Regions from separate parts of the Homo sapiens genome. Here region 2 is linked to region 1. Evidence: read pairs that join two places in POLR2A ChIA-PET (ENCODE). Cell type or tissue: PC-9. All regions are shown on one strand. Each heading gives the region's core, and the rest is flanking DNA. Links, peaks and the distances in the headings are about the cores only.

Region 1 (5,322 bases), core at 171-5,170:
GTTTACTAGCTTCCCAAACGTTTTATCAATAACTCAGGCTGATTCTTTTGTGTACTGTGACTAGGTCTGCTTTAATCTATATAAACTGGTAATTCCATTTGTGTTTACCCTTAATACAACACACATCCCCCCTGAAACTATTAAGTAGGTTAATGCCTCTAAAACAGTTTCTAGGATTTAATCTGAGATCCATGTAGTAGTTGAACAATCACTGCCTCTACCTTTTCCTCCTCTTCATCTATCGCCATAAACAAATGTGTGTTCACTCCAAAGGTCTGTTTACCCAAGTGCCATTCCCCTTTTACTTCTGCCCCTTTGACCTCCACAATAGGTTAGCAAGTACGTTTAATCTCCAAAGTGTGCTGCAGCTAATACAACACTTAACTGTGTCATGTAATGAGAAAAGCCTTAGGATATAATGAAAAAAGTGAGATACTTAAAAAAAGAAAAAAAGAAACATAAAAAAGTGAGATACTTGGCAGTAATAAGGTAGACATTCATGTGGACTGCCTAATTACTTACATCCTTCTAACAGAAAGCTATTAAGTCTATGAAAATGTTTTTGAAATCCTCACACGAGGTTGAATATATTAAAAAACATCAAGACTGGGCTGAGTGCAGTGGCTCACGCCTGTAATCCCAGCACTTTGGGAAGTCCAGGTAGGCGGATCACTTGAGCTTAGGAGTTGAAAACCAGCCTGGGCAACATGGTGAAATTCCATCTCTATAAAACAACAACAACAAAAACAAAAATTAGCAGGGCGTGGTGGTACACAGCCTGTAGGCCCAGCTACTCTGGGAGCTGAGTCAGGAGGACTGCCTGAGCCCAGGAGGCCAAAGCTGCAGTAAGCTGTGATCACACTACCGCACTTCATCCTGGGTGACAGAGGGAGACCCTGTCTCAAAACAAAATGAAACCAAAAAACAACCAAAACCACCCCCAAACCCTCTCATATTTGAGAAGTTACTACAGGAATGGAGAACAGTACCTTAGCTGACTGTGGTGTTGAGAAATTTAGCCAAGCAGGAACAAAATCATGCTGCGCCATTTAGGTCCAGTGTCTCCTTTCAGTAAGGTGAGGCATCCAACCTCATGGCCAGGATCTGAAAACAAAACAATTCAAATCACTTATGTTTACAAGAATCTGATACCAATGTGTAAAGGAATCTGTAATTATTCTAAGATTCCTCTTTACAGAAAGACCTGCCCTCTGAGCCTGTCTACAGATTACTTACCAAGCCTTATAACTCAGAGAAGTTCTAAATAAAAGCAATTTTTGTTAAAACAAAAGTTCTAAACAAAAGAAAACTGTAACATGAGCCTGGAAGATTTATTTTTTGGAGAGGAAGGGTCTTGCTATGTTGCCCAGGCTGATCTTGAACTCCTGGCCTCAAAAGATCATCCTGCTTCAGCCTCGCAAAGTGTTGGGATTACAGGTGTGAGTCACTGCGCCCAGTGAATCTGGAAGGTTTTATGAAGGAAGCTAATGAATTCTTGATTGTTACATCAAAGAACATGAAGAATTAAACATCTATTTAAAACCACAGACACTTATGAAAAGAGATTAATCTGCTTCAAGTACTCAGGTAACTTCTAGCAAAAGCAGTAGAAAAGATCTTCTTGGCTGGGCACGGTGGCTCACACCTGTAATCCCAGCACCTTGGGAGGCCGAGGTGGATCGCTTGAGCCCAGCAGTTCGAGACCAGTCTGGGCAACATGGCAAAACCTCATCTGTACAAAAATAATAATAAAGGAGCCAGGTGTGGTGGCACACGTCTGTGGTCCCAGCTACTCTGGAGGCTAAGGTGGGAGAATCACCTGAGCTGGGAAGGTTGAGGCTGCAGTGAGCTGAGATTGCACCACTGCACTCCAGCCTGGGTGACAGAGTGAGACCCTGCCTCAAGATGGGGGAAAAAAAGATCTTCCTAGAGAAGGACGATACAACCTCTCAAGAGCTTTTATATTTAGTTCACATTAATTTCTTCAAATACCAACTAGCATCAGTTTTCCTGAGATCTGTTGGTGTCTTCAAACCACCCCACTGATATTCTCCAAAATTAATTACATCAGAAAGCAGTCGGTATTTTTCATGATGCATATACATAGAGTCTTCTTTCCAAGTTAGACATATGGAGAATATTTACCCCAGAGTGTAACCTCTGTGGTCCTGTTTCTGAACTCGAGTCGGCCAGCTGGATCTCCCACAAGGTTTCCTTGTTAAAAGGGTGCTTAAGTAACCTGGCCGGCAGCACGACTTATGATGAAGCACGAAGAAGCCAGGTTCTGTGTCGATCACTCTCTCAGTCCCCTCAACTGCTCATCTTAAACTATTTGGTTCCTGACACGTTTCCAAAAGGGGAAAGGGGAAAAGGGGAAGGGGGGAAGGGGAACATAAAAAGTATTTGTTACATTTAAAAAGGGGGGGAAGGGGAAAGAGCTGTATCTATGTTCACCTCATTCAACTTCCTTGAGTTATGGCACTATGATGTTGCTTAATTAGGTAAGACATGGATATTTGCACCGAGTGCAAATACTGTTCATAACAAGGTCATAGCTAGAAAGACAGATGGGCTCAAGTGTGGACAAATAATGTCATCAAGGTAATAGATCAAAAATATTAAAGCCCTATAAAAGATCTGAGCAGTCAACTCCAAAACATCCACATGACAAAGTCCTTAAAATACAAATCTCATTACTCTTACTCATGCAACTGCTAAAAAATAGTGTGCAGATATGTATTTATATTTGCCTTAACCTTCAAAATCTAGGGACATAAATCTTGTCTTTGTTAAAAAAAAATAAAAAATAAAAATAGACAGGAATTTGCTACACTTTTCCCTCCACGAACAGCAGCTTTCAAGGCAAATTTCTTGGTATAAAGCTACTAAATGTATATTCTATGTCTTTGGCCTTTACTATTTATAAATTCAGAGCAAAGTTAAAACATTAGAACGATGGGTAGGATGGATATTAAGAAATAGTCAAGGAGAAATATAGGTCCAAAATGAGGATTTCTTCTCTTCAGTTTTCTGTGTTTCACTTGTTCTGCTCCTTCCCAAAATCTAAATTGAGCCACTGGAAGGAGATATGAAGAATCTTCTATGCTTTGGTAGAGAAGTCACTTATTATTTTGGATCCATTTCCACCACTTCACAATCATTTGAAAGGCCACACGAATCTATCACTCTGTAAATGAAAAAACAAAACATAAAATCACAGAAGGCAAAATCACTATCATATATACATATATCTGCTAAAATGAGACACAGTTAAATAATGAAATCAAGGTCCTGAGAGTCAAAACTCTTAAGTCCAATTTAGATACTACAGATGTATGTCACCACCTATACCAACAAGATGACTTGGATATAAATCTTTTTTAAGGATTTGAGAAAAGTCATCTAAACAGAGTTTGCTCTTTTTTTTTTTTTTGGAGATGGAGTTTCGCTCTTGTTGCCCAAGCTGGAGTGCAATGTCGCCATCTCAGCTCACTGCAACCTCCACCTCCCGGGTTCAAGCGATTCTCCTGCCTCAGCCTCCTGAGTAGCTGGGATTACAGGTGTGCACTACCATGCCCAGCTAATTTTTTGTATCTTTAGTAGACATGGGGTTTCACTATGTTGTCCAGGCTGGTCTCGAACTCGACTTTGTGATCCGCCCACCTTGGCCTCCCAAAGTGCTGGGATTACGTGAGTGACCCACCATGCCTGGCCTGGAGTTTGCTTTTTTATATAAAAGCACATGTAATCTCAACACTTTGAGAGGCCAAATTTTCCAATCAGCTATCTAAGGTATTCAGAAATGCAAAATAATAGGTCTTTCAGATATAGATTTTTCTCTCATAAATGGGACAGGTTGCCATGAGTGGTCAAAGAACCATATAGCTTGCTGGTATATCACCAACTACCTATTTGTTTAGTACTAGCCACAGCTAGGATCCTTGAGATATCTGTCACAGTATATTTTATATATTTATATGGTATATATTTTTAGATACCTGGCTCTCAATTCAGAGATTTAAAACTTTTATAATCTAACTTGTTAGGCACGGAGTGAAACAAAAATTTCTTCGGTAATTTCTCAACATTCTTTCAGGGGATACAAATTAGAAACAGGGTCTCACCCTATTGCCTAGGCTGGAGTGCAGTGACTTGATCGTAGCTCGCTGCATCCTTGAACTCCCAGGCTTAAGCAATCCTCTCAGAGACCTCAGCTTCCCGAGTAACAAAAACCATGGGACTACAGATATGCACCATCATGCCCATCTAATTAAAAAACATTTTTTTGTAGACACAGGATCTCACTGTGTTGCCCAGGCTGGTCTTGAACTCCTAGGTTCAAGCAATCCTCCTGCTTTGGCCTCTCAAAGTGCTGAGATTACAGGTGTCAGCCACTGTGCCTGGCTGTGGAAATAATTTTTTGATAGAAAAGAATTTTTGCATCTATGGGCAATTCTGGTCTATACTGGTAAATCTTAGTTTGGAAGATATTTCTCATATATCCAATTCAGCAGCCTTGCACTATTGTTCATGGGAATAAGTTCATAGGAATAAGAAATATCAAATTCAGGATAGTAAGTATCTCTGGGGAAATGAAGGGCAATAAAAGAGAGGCCCCAAAGAGTTTCAACTGTATCTGTAATGCCTTATTTCTCAAGTTGAGCGATGGGTACAAGATGACTATTCACTTATTGCTCTTTTTATAAACTTCTAACACTTAAAAGAATATTAGGCCGGGTGCGGTGGCTCACGCCTATAATCCCAGCACTTTGGGAGACCGAGACAGTGGATTAATGGAGGTCAAGAGTTCAAGACCAGCCTGGCCAACATGGTGAAACCCCGTCACTACTAAGAATACGAAAATTAGCCAGGCATGGTGGTGCATGCCCATAGTTCCAGCTACTCAGGAGGCTGAGGCAAGAGAATAACTTGAATCCGGGAGGCGGAGGTTACAGTGAGCCGAGATCCCACCAATGCACTCCAGCCTGGGTGACAGAGCCAGACTCTGTCTCAAAAAAAAAAAAAAGCAAAAAACCCCAAAATTGTTTTTATATAAGCCTACACCTGTAACTCTCAGTAATAGATAAATGAAACTGTCCCTGTAGTGAAGTTATTCTGGAAAAATAAGTCAAGCATCCATATGGAAAAGATATAAATAACTGTCTGGTGCGTACTTTTTATCTTACGAATTCTAGTTTAAACCACAGAGAACCTGAAGTTCAAGACAGAGAGATAAATCATCTGTTAGGGTATAAAGCTGTTGGACACAAAGGAAAATGCCTCAATTTTCAACATAAACAATTCCCTCTTTTCAATCACCAC
Region 2 (5,322 bases), core at 249-5,248, 150 kb before region 1:
AGGGAGGTTGAGGCTGCAGTGAGCTGTGATCACCTCACTGCACTCTAGCCTAGGTGACAAAGCAAGACTATCTCAAAAAAAAGAAGCAGAAAAACCCCTGATGGGCTCAAGTCAGAGGTTAAGTACGTTTCTAGCCTCTTTGGTAGCATCAGTTCATCATTAACTGATAAAAATGGTTTTTTTGGCCTGGCACGGAAGCTCACGCCTGTAATCCTAGCACTTTGGGAGGCCAAGGTGGGCAGATCAGTTGAGGCCAGGTGTTCGAGACCAGCCTGGCCAACATGGCAAAACCCCATCTCTACTAAAAATACAAAAAATTAGCTAGGCCTGGTAGCACACGCCTGTTAATCCCTGCTACTTGGGGGACTGAGGCACAAGAATCACTTGGACCCAGGAGGCAGAGGTTGCAGTGAGCCAACATCATGCCACTGTACCCTAGCCCCTGGGCGACAGTGAGACTGTATACATTTAAAAAAAAAAAAAAAAAAAGGGCCGTTTTGTTTTTAAAGACAGGTTCTCGCCTGGCGCGGTGACTCACGCCTGTAATCCCAACACTTTGGGAGGCCGATGCAGGTGGATCATGAGGTCAAGAGATCGAGACCATCCTGGCCAACATGGTGAAACTCCGTCTCTACTAAAAAATACAAAAATTAGCTGGGCGTAGTGATGCACGCCTGTAGTCCCAGCAACTTGGGAGGCTGAGACAGGAAAATCACTTGAACCCGGGAGGTGGAGATTGCAATAAGCCGAGGCTGCGCCATTGCACTCCAGCCTGGCGACAGAGTGAGAATCCGTCTCAAAAAATAAAATAAAATAAAATAAAAAAACAAAGACAGGTTCTCACTCTGTTACCCAGGCTGGTCTAAAACTCTTGGCCCCAAGCAGTCCTCCTACCTCAGCCTCCCAAAGTGCTGGGATTGCAGGCATGAGCCACCGCGCCGAGCCTAAAAACAGTATTTTAAGAAACTGCCTGGGCTGGGCCCGGTGGCTCACGCCTGTAATCTCAGCACTTTGGGAGGCCAAGTCAGGTGGATCACGAGGTCAGGAGATCGAGACCACCCTGGCCAACATGGTGAAACCTCATCTCTACTAAAAATACAAAAATTAGCCGGGCGTGGTGGCACGTGCCTGTAGTCCCAGCTACTCAGGAGGCTGAGGCAGGGGAATCACTTGAACCCGGGAGGCGGAGGTTGCGGTGAGCCTAGATCACGCCACTGCACTCTAACCTGGGCAACAGAGTGAGACTCCGTCTCAAAAAAAAAAAAAAACAAAACTGCCTGTTCTCTCCAAATTCATCTCTAGAGTTAGGGTTATATAGCCTGGAACTATGATCTCGTCTTTTGATCTGTCTGTATGGAGATGCTCTGGATATAGTAAAATTTTAATCTATTATAACCCCTTGATCTTCAGTGAAGACATAGCTTGCTGCCACTGATAGTTTCCCCTGATGACATATCAAAAGGATAAAGAAGTGCTGGTTGGGAAGAGACTGGTGGAACCACATCGTTTTGTGTCATTTGAGGATGAGTTGGACTGTGGCATGAACGGCATTGAGGGTTCAGGTGGCTTTCTCCCTCTCAGGCTTGGCTGCAGCAACATGCTTCTCCAGATTAACAATATTTTTCTGAACAACTGTCATGGCATCATATGTTGATTCTGCTTTGAGAAATCTCCGATCTTGTTTTTGTCTTAAAATGCCTTCAAGGTGTTGGACTTGGAGGGCAAGTGCGTTGACAGCCACTTTGACTGTTCCTATGCCCTCATGCACCTCAGTCAGTTGTGGATTTAGGAACTCTGCTCTGTGGGTCCTCGTTCCTGGGTTTTTAATTTTCTTTTATTATTATTATTATTTTTTGAGGCGGGGGTCTCACTCTGTTGCCCAGGCTGGAGTGCAGTGGCACGATCTTGTCTCATTGCAACCTCTGCCTACCGGGTTCAAGCGATTCTCCTGCCTCAGCCTCCTGAGTAGCTGCGATTACAGGCGAGTGCCACCATGCTTGTCTAATTTTTGTATTTCTAGTACAGGCAGGGTTTCACCATGTTGGCCAGGCTGGTCTCAAACTCCAGACCTTAGGTGATCCACCTGCCTCGGCCTCCCAAAGTGCTGGGATTATAGCTGTGAGTCACCACACCTGGCGGGGTTTTTCATTTTCATTGGTTCATTTGTAGTTGGATGAGGCCTGAAATTATTTGCTGTCAGTCAGTCCTTCAATAAATAAAATAATTCCCTGGGCCAGGCTCGGTGGCTCACGCCTATATAATCCCAGCACTTTGGAAGGCCGAGGCAGGTGGGTCCTAGCTGAGGCCAGGAGTTCGGAGACCAGCCTGGCCAACATGGCGAAACCCTGTCTCTACTAAAAATACAAAAACTAGCCAGGCGTGGTAGTGCACATCGTAATCCCAGCTGCTCGGGAGGCTGAGGCATGAGAATCACTTGAATCTGGGAGGCCAAAGTTGCAGTGGGCCAAGATCATGCCACTGCACTCCAGCCTGGGTGACAGAGCAAGACTCTGTCTCAAAAAATAATGAATTCCCTGTCAAATTCAGTTGAGTTGCTTATAAAAATGCATCACATAGCGTCAGTGAAAATTCACTGAATGAGTGAGATGGAGGCTGGGGCAAAAGTGTGAGGCCTGAAGGTTAAGGTGTGGGCCAGGCTGAGGCCTAGACTGGCCCTCTCCAGCCTGGCCTGAACTTTCTGTTTCAGGTGGCATGGTACAATGAACTCTTGCCTCCAGCCTTCCACCTACCGCTGCCAGGACCTACCCTGGCCTTCCTGGTACTCAGCACGCCTGCCATGTTTGACCGGGCCCTCAAGCCCTTCTTGCAGAGCTGCCACCTCCGAATGCTGACTGACCCAGTGGACCAGTGTGTGGCCTACCATCTGGGCCGTGTTAGAGAGGTGAGGAAGGCTCAGTTTTCCCCCAGCTCCCAAACCTACAGCTGCCTCCAGTTCCTCCACACTCAATGCAGGATCTAGACCTAGGGCTAGGAGCCACTTCAAAGGTGAAATGATACCCTAAAGCCAGGCTTGACATTCTGTGATCTTTCCTCATTCTGCCTTCTCACACACCCAGGTTCCACCACCCTCATCTAGCAGTCCCCCAGTGTGAAATAGTCTCACTCACCCTACACTGATGGGCAACTATATGAACCTCAGACCAGGTTTTCCTTGGCCTCCAAGTGGAATAGGAATGAGTCCAACATTCCCCAGGCATTGCTTTGTCCTAGACCTGCAAGCTTTATGCTGTCCTTTTGAGGACAGAACAATATTCTCCCAACACACACTCACATATACACATAACTATGTACATACCCACTGGATCTCCCCAAAGCTGACCATGCCTTCCTTCACACCAGGTGTTATGTATTTCCCTTCAAACATGTGCCCTTCTGGAAATAACTATAACTATGTCCACACTGGAGCCTCCCAAGTTAAGGTCATGTTTTCCCTTCTGAGGACAGGACCATGTTCACACACACAAAACAAACTAGGGCTCCCTCGGACAAGGTCATAACTCCCCTCATGCTGACAGTACCCTCTATTTTGTCCACTGTTCCAGAGCCTCCCAGAGCTGCAGATAGAAATCATTGCTGACTACGAGGTGCACCCCAACCGACGCCCCAAGATCCTGGCCCAGACAGCAGCCCATGTAGCTGGGGCTGCTTACTACTACCAACGACAAGATGTGGAGGCTGACCCATGGGGGAACCAGGTGAGAGGGAAAATGTAAATAGAGGCTGAGATAGACTGGTAAAGGCCTCTCCCTACCAGGTCCCACATTCCTCAGCCTTCCCTGGATGGATGTGACACAACCCAGAACAAATTAGCTTTGTTCTGGATGGGAGGCAGTCCTGTCACATGCGGTTGTCTAACTGGGTACTCGTGAGATCAGAAAACTTAGTCTGCAGAACTGTCTTAGGATACAGGGGGCACAGCAGTGTTAAGACTAGTGGTGAGACTAGGAAGCCCAGCCCTTCCCTGTGCTCAGAATAGTTTATGAAAGGGTTTGCCAAGAAAAGGACAGAGGTTTATGTAGTCAGTGTACACTGAGTGGGAAGTGAACAGGCCTAGCTTGCAATGATGGCAGTTGACTTGGTGCCAAGGGGACCTCCATGACCTTGCTTTTCTTCACCCTCTCCCCAGCGCATATCAGGTGTGTGCATACACCCCCGATTTGGGGGCTGGTTTGCCATCCGAGGGGTAGTGCTGCTGCCAGGGATAGAGGTGCCAGATCTGCCACCCAGAAAACCTCATGACTGTGTACCTACAAGAGCTGACCGTATCGCCCTACTCGAAGGCTTCAATTTCCACTGGCGTGATTGGACTTACCGGGATGCTGTGACACCCCAGGAGCGCTACTCAGAAGAGCAGAAGGCCTACTTCTCCACTCCACCTGCCCAACGATTGGCCCTATTGGGCTTGGCTCAGCCCTCAGAGAAGCCTAGTTCTCCCTCCCCGGACCTTCCCTTTACCACACCCGCCCCCAAGAAGCCTGGGAATCCCAGCAGAGCCCGGAGCTGGCTCAGCCCCAGGGTCTCACCACCTGCATCCCCTGGCCCTTGATTTTCTCCCATGTGGACCCTGATTTATGGTGGTACTTGCTAGGACTTAATTGGCTTTGGCAAAGCAAAAGGTTTTGAGTACAAGATTACTATTTTTGATAATATAGTAGAGATCTTCCATGAAGATAACAAGGCTCAAGGAAGTTAGGTTTGGCCAAGATAAAGGCCAGGGAACCAGAATTCCCATCTGCCTTCAAATGAGTTTTTTTTTTTTTTTTAGACAGAGTCTTACTCTGTCACCTAGGCTGGAGTGCAGTGGCACAGTCTCTACTCACTGCAACCTCTGCCTCCTGGGTTCAAGCAATTATCTGCCTCAGCCTCCTGAGTAGCTGGGATGACAGGTGCCTGCCACTACACCTGGCTAATTTTTTGTATTTTTAGTAGAGATGGGGTTTCATCATATTGGCCAGGCTGGTCTTTAACTCCTGACCTCGTGATCCACCCATCTTGGCCTCCCAAAGTCCTGGGATTACAGGAATGAGCCACCGCACCCAGCCAAGACTCTATCTGTTCCCATTTCTAAGCAGTTCCCCAAGATGTTGTTACAGGGCCTAAGGGGCAAATATCCTCTAAAGAGTACCTACCAGCAGGGTGTGGTGGCTCCCGCCTGTAATCCCAGCACTCTGGGAGGCCGAGGCAGGTGGATCATGAGGTCGAGTTTGAGACCAGCCTGGCCAATACAGTGAAACCCCGTCTCTACTAAAAATGCAAAGTTAGCCGGGCATGGTAGCGCAGGCCTGTAGTCCCAGCTACTCA

The links. ChIA-PET counts read pairs that join two places held together with the same protein. Peaks named below come from ENCODE experiments on the same cell type or tissue, not always from the same donor. Only the 100,000 strongest peaks of a DNase experiment are listed, where the experiment ranks them.
Region 2: POLR2A ChIA-PET joins it to region 1 with 7 read pairs; 3 of 35 experiments call an interaction of 5 or more read pairs at or near these places.

The regions. Positions count from the first base shown.
Region 1 is chr1:45,658,039-45,663,360 of GRCh38, forward strand. It overlaps GPBP1L1 (GC-rich promoter binding protein 1 like 1), which reads right to left. Exons shown (of 13, transcript NM_021639.5): 3 at 2,146-3,187; 4 at 990-1,104. The coding sequence starts at 1,049. Among named protein-coding and RNA genes, the nearest start is that of GPBP1L1, 26 kb to the right of the region's middle. In PC-9, for the core only: no CTCF peak of the experiment used is centred there; no DNase peak of the experiment used is centred there.
Region 2 is chr1:45,504,649-45,509,970 of GRCh38, forward strand. MMACHC (metabolism of cobalamin associated C) reads left to right here. Exons shown (of 4, transcript NM_015506.3): 2 at 2,708-2,902; 3 at 3,564-3,716; 4 at 4,148-5,322. The coding sequence ends at 4,567. Among named protein-coding and RNA genes, the nearest start is that of MMACHC, 7.0 kb to the left of the region's middle. RefSeq lists an enhancer at 4,317-4,406. In PC-9, for the core only: no CTCF peak of the experiment used is centred there; no DNase peak of the experiment used is centred there; H3K27ac peaks cover 1,308 bases.